2 separate regions of the Homo sapiens genome follow, and region 1 is linked to region 2. A link is a contact called in ENCODE Hi-C or POLR2A ChIA-PET data. All regions are on one chromosome and are shown on one strand. Each heading gives the region's core, a stretch centred on a gene start or an enhancer-like site at or near the end of the contact. The rest is flanking DNA. Distances are from core to core; before and after follow the strand shown. Region 1 has its middle 7.2 kb from the start of GLIS2. Region 2 holds the start of DNASE1 (deoxyribonuclease 1).

The links. A loop is a pair of places that touch in the nucleus more often than their neighbours do. ChIA-PET counts read pairs that join two places held with the same protein, here RNA polymerase II (POLR2A). Pooled maps may share reads with other maps.
Region 1: a loop to region 2 is called in a pooled map, with 2.9 times the contacts of the local background. The contact joins the enhancer-like site here to the promoter of DNASE1 in region 2. A Hi-C loop is called at or near these places in 2 of 50 pooled maps. POLR2A ChIA-PET finds 5 or more read pairs at or near these places in 4 of 52 experiments (H1, HepG2, activated B cell and 1 more).

Annotation. Positions count from the first base shown.
Region 1 is chr16:4,306,367-4,311,443 of GRCh38, forward strand. No RefSeq gene overlaps it. Among named protein-coding and RNA genes, the nearest start is that of GLIS2, 7.2 kb to the right of the region's middle. Within about 2 kb of position 1,330, at least 35 of the 41 ENCODE cell types and tissues checked have a DNase peak (open chromatin) inside an H3K27ac peak, as active enhancers do.
Region 2 is chr16:3,652,369-3,656,734 of GRCh38, forward strand. It overlaps DNASE1 (deoxyribonuclease 1), which reads left to right and starts at 2,323. Exons shown (of 9, transcript NM_005223.4): 1 at 2,323-2,676; 2 at 3,005-3,152; 3 at 3,481-3,569; 4 at 3,734-3,817; 5 at 4,270-4,366. The coding sequence starts at 3,006. LOC124903631 (a long non-coding RNA gene) reads right to left here. Exons shown (of 2, transcript XR_007064954.1): 2 at 1-4,366. RefSeq lists enhancers at 2,500-3,027, 3,028-3,555.

The DNA of each region.
Region 1 (5,077 bases), core at 80-2,579, 650 kb after region 2:
GAGCGTGAAGGCCGAGACTAGAGGCTGCACCAGGCTGGGGAAGGGGCAAATTCTAGATTACTCACCAGGCCCGTACCCATGAGAGCCCTCAGGCCTGCAGCACCGTGGATCCAGAGGCAGAGACAGAGCTTTGTAGAAGGGTGAAAACACTTCCTCCCCGCTTCCGGCTGCAGAAAAGCCACTTTCTCGCGGCAGAGCCCAGACTGGCAACCCCCAGGCCTTCTGCACCTCACCTGGGCAGCAGGCACGCTGACTGTGTGTGTTTCAATCTCTCCAGGCTCAGAGGGATGGCGGGGGATGCTGCCTGCGCGGTTGCTAGTGGCGGACACAGCTGCCTGGCTGACACTGCCTTTGTCATGCTCCAGAGCACTCAGCCAGCCCGGGGCCCCTCACCCACTCCCTCTCTCCTCCTGCCACCAGAAGCAGCCTCTTCCCGGCTCCCACCCTTTCTCCCCGAAGCCACTTGTACCTGCTCCAGAGCCTGGAGAGGTGACAAGTGCTTCCCAGACAACAAAAGCATCTCCCAGGAGAACAGATGTTACGCACACTCAGCTACACCCTTGCTCTGTGCCCTGATTTTAAGCTGTGTTTGGGCAGCTCTTTGGGATGAAACTGAGGCAAGGGGTAAAGGGCCTGTCTTGGTCAAGGTCATCCCACCTTGGGACTCCTGGGTGTGTTTCAGACATCCGTCCCCTTGGGTTCCAATGCTGGTCTGGCCACTTACAAGCTGTGTGACCTTGGGCAAGTTATTTGACCTCCCAGAGCCTAATTTCCCCCCAGATAACGACAGATAGGTAGTGAACCCACCTCTTGCTAAAAAATGTGAGCCATTATTGTCATTACTCCATCCTTTTAATTCCTCTTTCTCTCCACTCCAGCCACATCCGCCTCAATGCCTGCTGCCCCTGGACCTTAGGCTTGGGATGTGAAATCTTTCTGGAATGTTCCTTCGTTAGTTCCTCGCATGGCTTGTTCCCTCGCTTCCCTCTTTTGAGTCTTGACTCAAGTCACCTCCCCAGGGAGGCCCTGTCCTGCCCTGTCCTCCCTGGGCGCTTATGTGACATCCGAGGCGGTTTCCCAATTCGACTACCTGTGGCTCTTGCGCCTGGAACGTAAGCCCCACGAGGACAGGACTGTTTCACTTCTGACTCCCGTGTCCGCAGCGATGGAAAGAATGACTGTGGGCGCCTACCCCCGGAGGATGCTGTCGGCGCCCAGTCTGGCGGCTCCCGGCGCGCGCCCGCGAGGTCACGTCCGGGGCGCGCCGGCCGGAAGGAGGCCCCGCGTGGGGGTAGGGGCGGGGCGTCCGAGCCAGGCCACGCCCCCCGGACTCGCGCCCCCCTCTCAGCGGCAGAGCCAGCCAGCCTGGGGCCGCCTCGCACTTCCGCTCACCAGCCGGCTTGTTCATATTCATGAGGCGGGCGAGAGGCGGGGCCCGGGTCACCGGCGGCGCCCCGCCCCTGGCTTGGAATCCCGCCCCGGCGGAGGCTTGGGCCCCAGTGGGGCGCCCCCAGCTTCCGCCTCGGGGAGGGAGTTTCCACTTGGTCACGACTCAAAAATGTGTCGCTCGCGCTTCTCCGCCCCCTCGTTCCTGCCCTGGGGGGGTCTCCTCCCTCGGAAGGCAGGAGGGGAGGGGCCAAGGGAGGGACGGCTCCTCCTCCCCGGGGCAGGTCCTTAGGGATCCCGGGCGGACTCCTCTCCCTCCAAGTTAGCGCCTTCAACAATCTTTCCCCTACCCCGTCAGACAGTCTTCTGTCGCCCAGAGCTGGAGTGCAATGGCGCGATCTCGGCTCACTGCAAGCTCCGCCTCTCAGGTTCAAGCGATTCTCCTCCTTCAGCCTCCCGAGTAGCTGGGATTGCAGGTGCGCGCCAACACGCCTGGCTAATTTTTGTATTTTTAGTAGAGATGTGGTTTCACCATGGTGGCCAGGCTGGTTTTGAACTCCTGACTTCGTGATCTGCCCGCCTCGGCCTCCCAAAGTGCTGGGATTACAGGCGTCAGACGGCGCACCCAGCCCTGCAATAATCTTAAATTTTTTTTTTTTTTTGAGTTGGAATCTCGCTCTGTTGCCCAGGCTGGAGTGCAATGGCGTGATCTGGGCTCATCGCAACCTCTGCCTCCCGGGTTCAAGCGATTCGCCCACCTCAGCCTCCCAAAGTGCTGGGATTACAGGCCTGAGCCACTGTGACCGGCCTTTTTTTTTTTTTTTTTTTTTTTGAGACTGGGTCTCACTCCGTCCCCCAGGCTGGAGTTCAGTGGCACAATCGGCTCACTGCAGCCTCCACCTCCTGGGTTCAAGCAATCTTCCCGCCTCAGCTGTCCAAGTAGCTGTGACTACAGTCATGCACCACCACAACTAGCTAATTTTTTAATTTTTTGTAGAGATGGGGCAGGGTCTTAGTATGTTGCCCAGGCTGTTCTCGAACTCCTGGGCTCAAGCAATCCTCCTGCCTCGGCCTCCCAAAGTGCTGGAACTACAGGCGTGAGCTACTGTGCCCAACCAAAACTACCTTTTTTACTTTTTATTTATTTATTTTGCGATGGCGTCTCGCTCTGTCACCCAGGCTGGAGTGCAGTGGTGCAATCTCAGCTCACTGCAACCTCTGCCTCCTGGTTTCAAGCGATTCTCGTGCCTCAGCCTCCTGAGTAGCTGGGATTACAGGCGTGTGCCACCATGTCCAGCTAATTTTTGTATTTTCAGTAGACACCGTGTCTCACTATGTTGACCAGGCTGGTCTTGAACTCCTGACCCCAAGAGATCCACCTGCCTTGGCCTCCCAAAGTGCTGTGATTACAGGGATGAGCCACCAGGCCCAGCCCAAAACTACCTCTTTTAAACTTCCCAAGGATCTGTGCAATATTATGATACCGAGAAGTTCAGAGCAGTTGAGTGACTCACCCACGTCACACAGCCGGCCTCAGGTTTTCCAGAAAGGTTGGTCCTGCTGGGTTGGGGTGGCAGGTGCATGTCTCCCACGGCCTTTCAGGAAATGAGGCTTACCTAAGGCACTCCTGTCTTGCTGGATGTGGCTGAAGGTTGGGTCTGTGCGCCACACTGATGGGAGGGAGAAGCTACATGCTAGGAGAAACGAAACCATGAAGGCAGGACAGGCTGCGTAATGTAAAATGAAAATTCGCGGGCCATGTTCTAAAATGATTAAGAATTTCAAGACGGTGACAGCAGAACATTCAGCCACACTCAGGCCCTTCTAAGGGCCAGCCCTGTGCAACTGCATAGCTCACATGGCTTCCATGAAGCAAGCCTCTGATGAAGGAGCCCAAGGGTGACAGCGCTGCCACCAGGGACATCCCCACCTCTGATAGAACTCTCCCCCCTAGCCCAGGCGCCCCATCCCGTCCCCGCCCTGGAATGCAGGACCCAGTCTCTAGACTTCCAAAAGCTGAGCATTTTAGGCTTTGCAGGACAGGTTCTTGGGGAGTCAGGTGGGTCACCCTGGGAGTGTCTCACATCTGCAAGTCCCAGCCAGGCCCCTGGGGCTGCACCTCCTGGGCATTTTCAGCTCTGGGCCCTGCGGGCAGGTGGCGCTGTGTTGTACATGCCAGGCCCAGCATGGCTTCGGTTCTGACTTGAAGCCCTCCTTTCTCCCTGGGGCAGGGAATGAGAAGCAGCCAGGGCCGCTTCCTAGAATAAACACCCCACCCGCAGACAGCCCCAGCTCTGTAGGCTCAGCCAGCCAGCGCCAATGGAGAGAGAGGCTCGCCAGGCCACCGGCTCAGGGTTGATAAGTCATCCTGATCTCACTCCCTCCATCACTCCTGCCTTGTGACTGGGCTCTGCCCGCTGTGGGCTGCTTCATTCATAATAGCTACCATTTGCGGGCTCTTTCTCCCAGCCACGTGCTGCTGGAAGCCCTTTCTGTGCACTTCCCACTGAGCCTCACAGAGGCCAGTGGTAATAGGTACCCTGAGGACTGCGATTTCATAGATGGGGAAACCGAGGCTCAGAGAGGTTAGAGGGCTTGGCCAAGGTCAAGGGCCAGAGGTCTGGATCTGCCACCATTCATCCATTCTGATTCCTGTCATCTCTCCTACATCTACAATGTAGGTCTCAAGGGTTACTTCTTTTGTTTTTTTGTTTTTTTTGGTTTTTTAGAGATAGGGTCTAAGGGCCAGGCGCGGTGCCTCATGCCTGTAATCCCAGCACTTTGGGAGGCTGAGGTGGGTGGATCACCTGAGGTCGGGAGTTAGAGACCAGCATGGCCAACATGGCAAAACCCCATCCGTATTAAAAATACAAAAATTAGGCGGATGTGGTGGCACACGCCTGTAATCCCAGCTACTCAGGAGGCTGAGGGAGGAGAATAGCTTCAACCTGGGAGACAGAGGTTGTACCACTGCACTCCAGCCTGGGTGACAAGCAAGACTCCGTCTCAGAAAAAAAAAAGAGACAGGGTCTCAGCTGCATATGGTGGCTCACGCCTGTTATGAGGCTAAGACAGGAGGATTGCTTGATCCCAGAAGTTCGAAACTAGCTTGGGTAACATAGTGAGACCCCTGTCTCTACAGAAAATATGAAAATTAGCTGAGTGTGGTGGCACATGCCTGTAGTCCCAGCTCCTTGGGAGGCTGAGGTAGGAGGATCACCTGAGTCTGGGATGTCAAGGCAGCAGTGAGCCGTGATCGCACCACTGCACTCCAGCTCGGGCAATAGAGTGAGACCCTATCTCAAAAAAAAGAGAGCTTAATAATCTGTTGGAGCTGGGCGCGGTGGCTCACGCCTGTAATCCCAGCACTTTGGGAGGCCAAGGTGGGTGGGTCATGAGGTCAGGAGTTCGAGACCAGCCTGGCCAACATGGTGAAACCCCATTTCTACTAAAAATACAAAAATTTGCTCGGTGTGGTGGCGTAGGACTGTAATCCCAGCTACTCAGGAGGCTGAGGCAGGAGAACCTGGGAGGTGGAGATTGCAGTGAGCCGAGATCATGCCACTGCACTCCAGCCTAGTCGACAGAGCAAGACTCTGTCTCGAAAAAAAAAAAAAATGAATGTGAACCTAGGTGATGTTCAATAAATGTTTACTGGTAAAGGATTAGGGGACCAAGTTCAGCCCCCAAA
Region 2 (4,366 bases), core at 1,073-3,572:
CCTTCCCCGTGATGGGTCGCTGTCAGATGTGTGTCCAGGAAAGGCAAACACCAAAGGCAGAGGACTAGTCCCTACACCGAATACTCCGGTGGCCTTGCTTGGGGGCTGGGTTTTGACGTGCTGGAGGCTGTCCTAGACTTAGAGATTAAAAACAGGGAAGAACCATTGCTGAAACCTTTGGAAAAGCCTGCAATGGGGCCTCTGGCAGCCTGAGGAGTGGTGGTGTTTCCATCTGGTAGACGCCGTCTCAATAGGAGGGACAGATGAGTGCACCAGTGCTGCCAGCCAGAGGCGTCTGTTGGCGTGTCTTTATGGAATGGGGTGCCAGTCTTGTGGAGGGTGGTTTACCTTCCTGTTTCTAGTCCCCACTGGGCCTGCCTTCTGCTTCATGGCCAGCTGGCCAGACCGAGCACTTTCCTGACTTTCGACCTTGGCCCCTGCTGACTCTTGCCGTTGAGGCCTCCTGCAGACCCCATTTGTATTCATTTCCTGCAGTTCTCATACCTGAATCCCGCCTGGACTTCTGCCAAGCCTTCCAGGCCCTCCTCCCCCAGGGGGACCACAGATGCTACGTGCAGGGCTGTCCTTGGAGGGCCAGCACAGCCCCTTCCAAGTGGGCAAGACCCAGGGGTGGCTCAAAAGATAGCTGTGCCCTAGCCCTGGAACCTCTGAATGTTGATTTTTGTAGCAAAAAAGGACTTGCAGATGTGAGTAAAGGCTGTTGAGATAAGGACATCCTCCCTGCTCTCTGGGAGGACCCCAAATGCAGGTGCACAGATCTTAAGAAGAAGAGGCAGAGACTGGGGTGATGCAGCCACAACTAAGGAAAGCCAAGGATTGCTGGCAGCCTGCAGAAACTGGAGGGCAAGGAGCATCCCCCAACCGCCCGGAGCCTCCAGGAGGCGCAAGGTCCTACTGACTCCCTGACTTCAGACGTCCAGTCTCCGGAATTTTGAGAGGATCCATTTCTGTTATTTTAAGCAACCAAACTTGTGGTAGTTTCACCAGTCTCAGGAAATGAATACGAATGGAAAGTCAAAGATTCCAAGAAATGAGTGGCGGGGTGCGGTGGCTCACACTTGTAATCCCAGCATTTGCGGGAAGATTGCTTGGGCTCAGGACTTGGAGACCTTGTGTCTGTGAGAAACTTAAAAAATAGGCTGGGTGCGATGGCTCACGCCTGTAATCCCAGCACTTTGGGAGGCCGAGGCAGGCGGATCACAAGGTCACGAGTTTGAGACCAGTGTGACCAACATGGTGAAACCCTGTCTCTACTAAAAATACAAAAATTAGCCGGGTGTGGTGGTGCGTGCCTGTAATCCCAGCTACTCGGGAGGCTGAGGCAGAAGAATTGCTTGAACCCAGGAAGCAGAGGTTGCAGTGAGCCGAGATAGTATTACTGCACTCCAGGCTGGGCAGCAGAGCAAGATTCCGCCTCAAAAAAAAAAAAAAAAAAAAAAAAAAAAAAAAAAACTGAGCATGGTAGCATGCACCTGTGGTCCTGGCTACGCCGGAGGATTGCCTGAAGCCAGGAGTTCAAGACCAGTCTGGACAAAAGAGCAAGACCCCATCTCTACCAAAAAAATTTAAAAATTAGCCAGGCATGGTGCCGTACCCATAGTCTTAGCTACTCAGGAGGCTGAGGAGGGAGGATTATCTGAGCCCTGGCGGTTGAGGCTATAATGAGCCATGATTGTGCCACTGCACTCCAGCCTTGGCAACACAGTGTGAGACCCTGTCTCAAAAACAATAAAAACCCAAAACAAAAGAACCAAGAAATTACTGGACCTGAGGCCTGGCCTTTAGCTGCTGCCCTGCCCTTGTGACCTGGTCACTCGGGATCCCCTGGGCCTAAACACACAGCCTATTGTCTACCTCAAGAAGGCTCCCCACTGCTTGGCTGGCAATTGGGGTGGGCTTTGCAGGCCCCACCTGTCCTGGCCCCACGGCGCTGGTGCTGCAGGCCCCCACCACTGCTTGTTCCGAGCTCCCCAGCCTCCTGCAGAGTTGCCTGCACCTGATGGCGATGAATCAGGAAGGCAGGCGTGTCCTGGGCCACAGAGCAGTCATGGCTGTCAGCCACCAGGGGGCTCCATTTGCAACTTTGGATGTGGCTTTGGCCTCTTTGTCCAAAGTGACCTTGGGGCCCCCAGACAAGAGACAGGGAGACTGGAGCCCAGCCCCACCCTCCCGCACATACCTGGCCCATCCCTGCCCTATCCTGGAAGATGGGGGCCACCACACGTGCAAGGGACACGGGATAGGAACCTTTGGCCTTGTTATCAGACATTTTAAAACTAAGTGCAAACGTGATTATCAGGTGCAGTTTTTACAGCAGCAAGAAACCTGTGCTTACAGAAAGAAACACGTGCTAGCAACCCACCTATGCGGAAAGCCACACAGAGCCATTGTTTTCTGCACTCTCAGGTGACGGCTCACATTTGCCCCAGGGAAGGTCACAGCTGCCTGAACTTTTAAAACTCCCAGACACGCACTGCCTGTGCAGGATCCGGAGCCCAGCAGCACTGCCAGGGCCTTGAAGTGCTTCTTCAGAGACCTTTCTTCATAGACTACTTTTTTTTCTTTAAGCAGCAAAAGGAGAAAATTGTCATCAAAGGATATTCCAGATTCTTGACAGCATTCTCGTCATCTCTGAGGACATCACCATCATCTCAGGTGAGCACCAGGTGGAGTGCCTCTGGGTGACTGGCCGGTTTGGAGCAGGGAGGGAGGCTTAGAGTCTCATCCTCCAGCAGCGAGTGAGGCGGAGGCTCCAGCGTCCCTCCCGGGCGGGTTTTCTGGTGGATGGAGGAGTGACTCGGGGTCCTCTACGTGGTGCCAGCTGTTTGGCTTTCTGGACGTTGTAGGAAAGGGTTTCCCCCGCCTGCGTCCCCCTGACCTTGAGCTCCACCAGCCCCTGCCAGCTGGGCTCCAGAAGGCTGGAGTGCTGTGGCAGGGATGACGTCTCACTTCTGTTATGTCTCTGTGCCCTGTGCTCTCCCAGGATGAGGGGCATGAAGCTGCTGGGGGCGCTGCTGGCACTGGCGGCCCTACTGCAGGGGGCCGTGTCCCTGAAGATCGCAGCCTTCAACATCCAGACATTTGGGGAGACCAAGATGTCCAATGCCACCCTCGTCAGCTACATTGTGCAGGTGAGGCCAGGGCAGCCTCCCCCCAAAAGCAGAGGAGCTCTGGAGTCTAGGGCTGGTGGGCAGGGCCAGCCCTATGGAGCCACAGGGTGTCGGGTGTGGGGTACTGAGCACCACTGCTCCCAGCACGGTGGAACAGGCTCTTGGCTGTGGACCAAGGTCCTCATCCCTGCTGTGCTGTCCCTGGCTGGCAGCAGGAGCCCAGGCAGAAACATGAGGCTGCGGTTAAACCGAGCAATGCCACGAGCATCAGCTGTGGCTCCCTTTGTGGCGCTGTAGGGTCCCTGGGTGGCACCAGCCCTGCTCAGCACCACTGTGGCCCTGCCCCCAGATCCTGAGCCGCTATGACATCGCCCTGGTCCAGGAGGTCAGAGACAGCCACCTGACTGCCGTGGGGAAGCTGCTGGACAACCTCAATCAGTGGGTGACAGTGGCAGGGTCATAGGAAGGTGACATCTCGTCCACGGCACAGCCTCACTTCACTTGGGCCCCAAGGGTGGGGACCTGGGCACAGCCTCGCTATCGGCAGCCAGAGGGGTCCCCTATGGCCCCCGCCACTGGGACCTTTTGTTTCTTCAATCCAGGGATGCACCAGACACCTATCACTACGTGGTCAGTGAGCCACTGGGACGGAACAGCTATAAGGAGCGCTACCTGTTCGTGTACAGGTGGGTGGTCTAGAAAGCCAGGAAGCCCCTCCCTCACCTGGGAGGGCCCCAACAGAGCAGGGAAGTAGTTTGTCCTATTAGTTTGTCCTATGGCAAGAACCTGAGGCTTCAGAGCAGGGTCCAGGGTGGAGTGAAAACACCCCAAGGTCCCGGACCAATGGGTTGAGCAGGTGCCTGGCTCCCCCGCCCTCCTGTCGCCTGGGTCCCGGACCAATGGGTTGAGCAGGTGCCTGGCTCCCCCGCCCTCCTGTCGCCTGGGTCCCGGACCAATGGGTTGAGCAGGTGCCTGGCTCCCCCGCCCTCCTGTCGCCTGGGTCCCGGACCAATGGGTTGAGCAGGTGCCTGGCTCCCCCGCCCTCCTGTCGCCTGGGACGCGACGCCTGCCTCCTGGGAAGCAGGAGTGGGGCAGCTTCCAGCCTGGGGTCACCTCCTCCTGCCCGGCCTTCCCGCAGGCCTGACCAGGTGTCTGCGGTGGACAGCTACTACTACGATGATGGCTGCGAGCCCTGCGGGAACGACACCTTCAACCGAGAGCCAGCCATTGTCAGG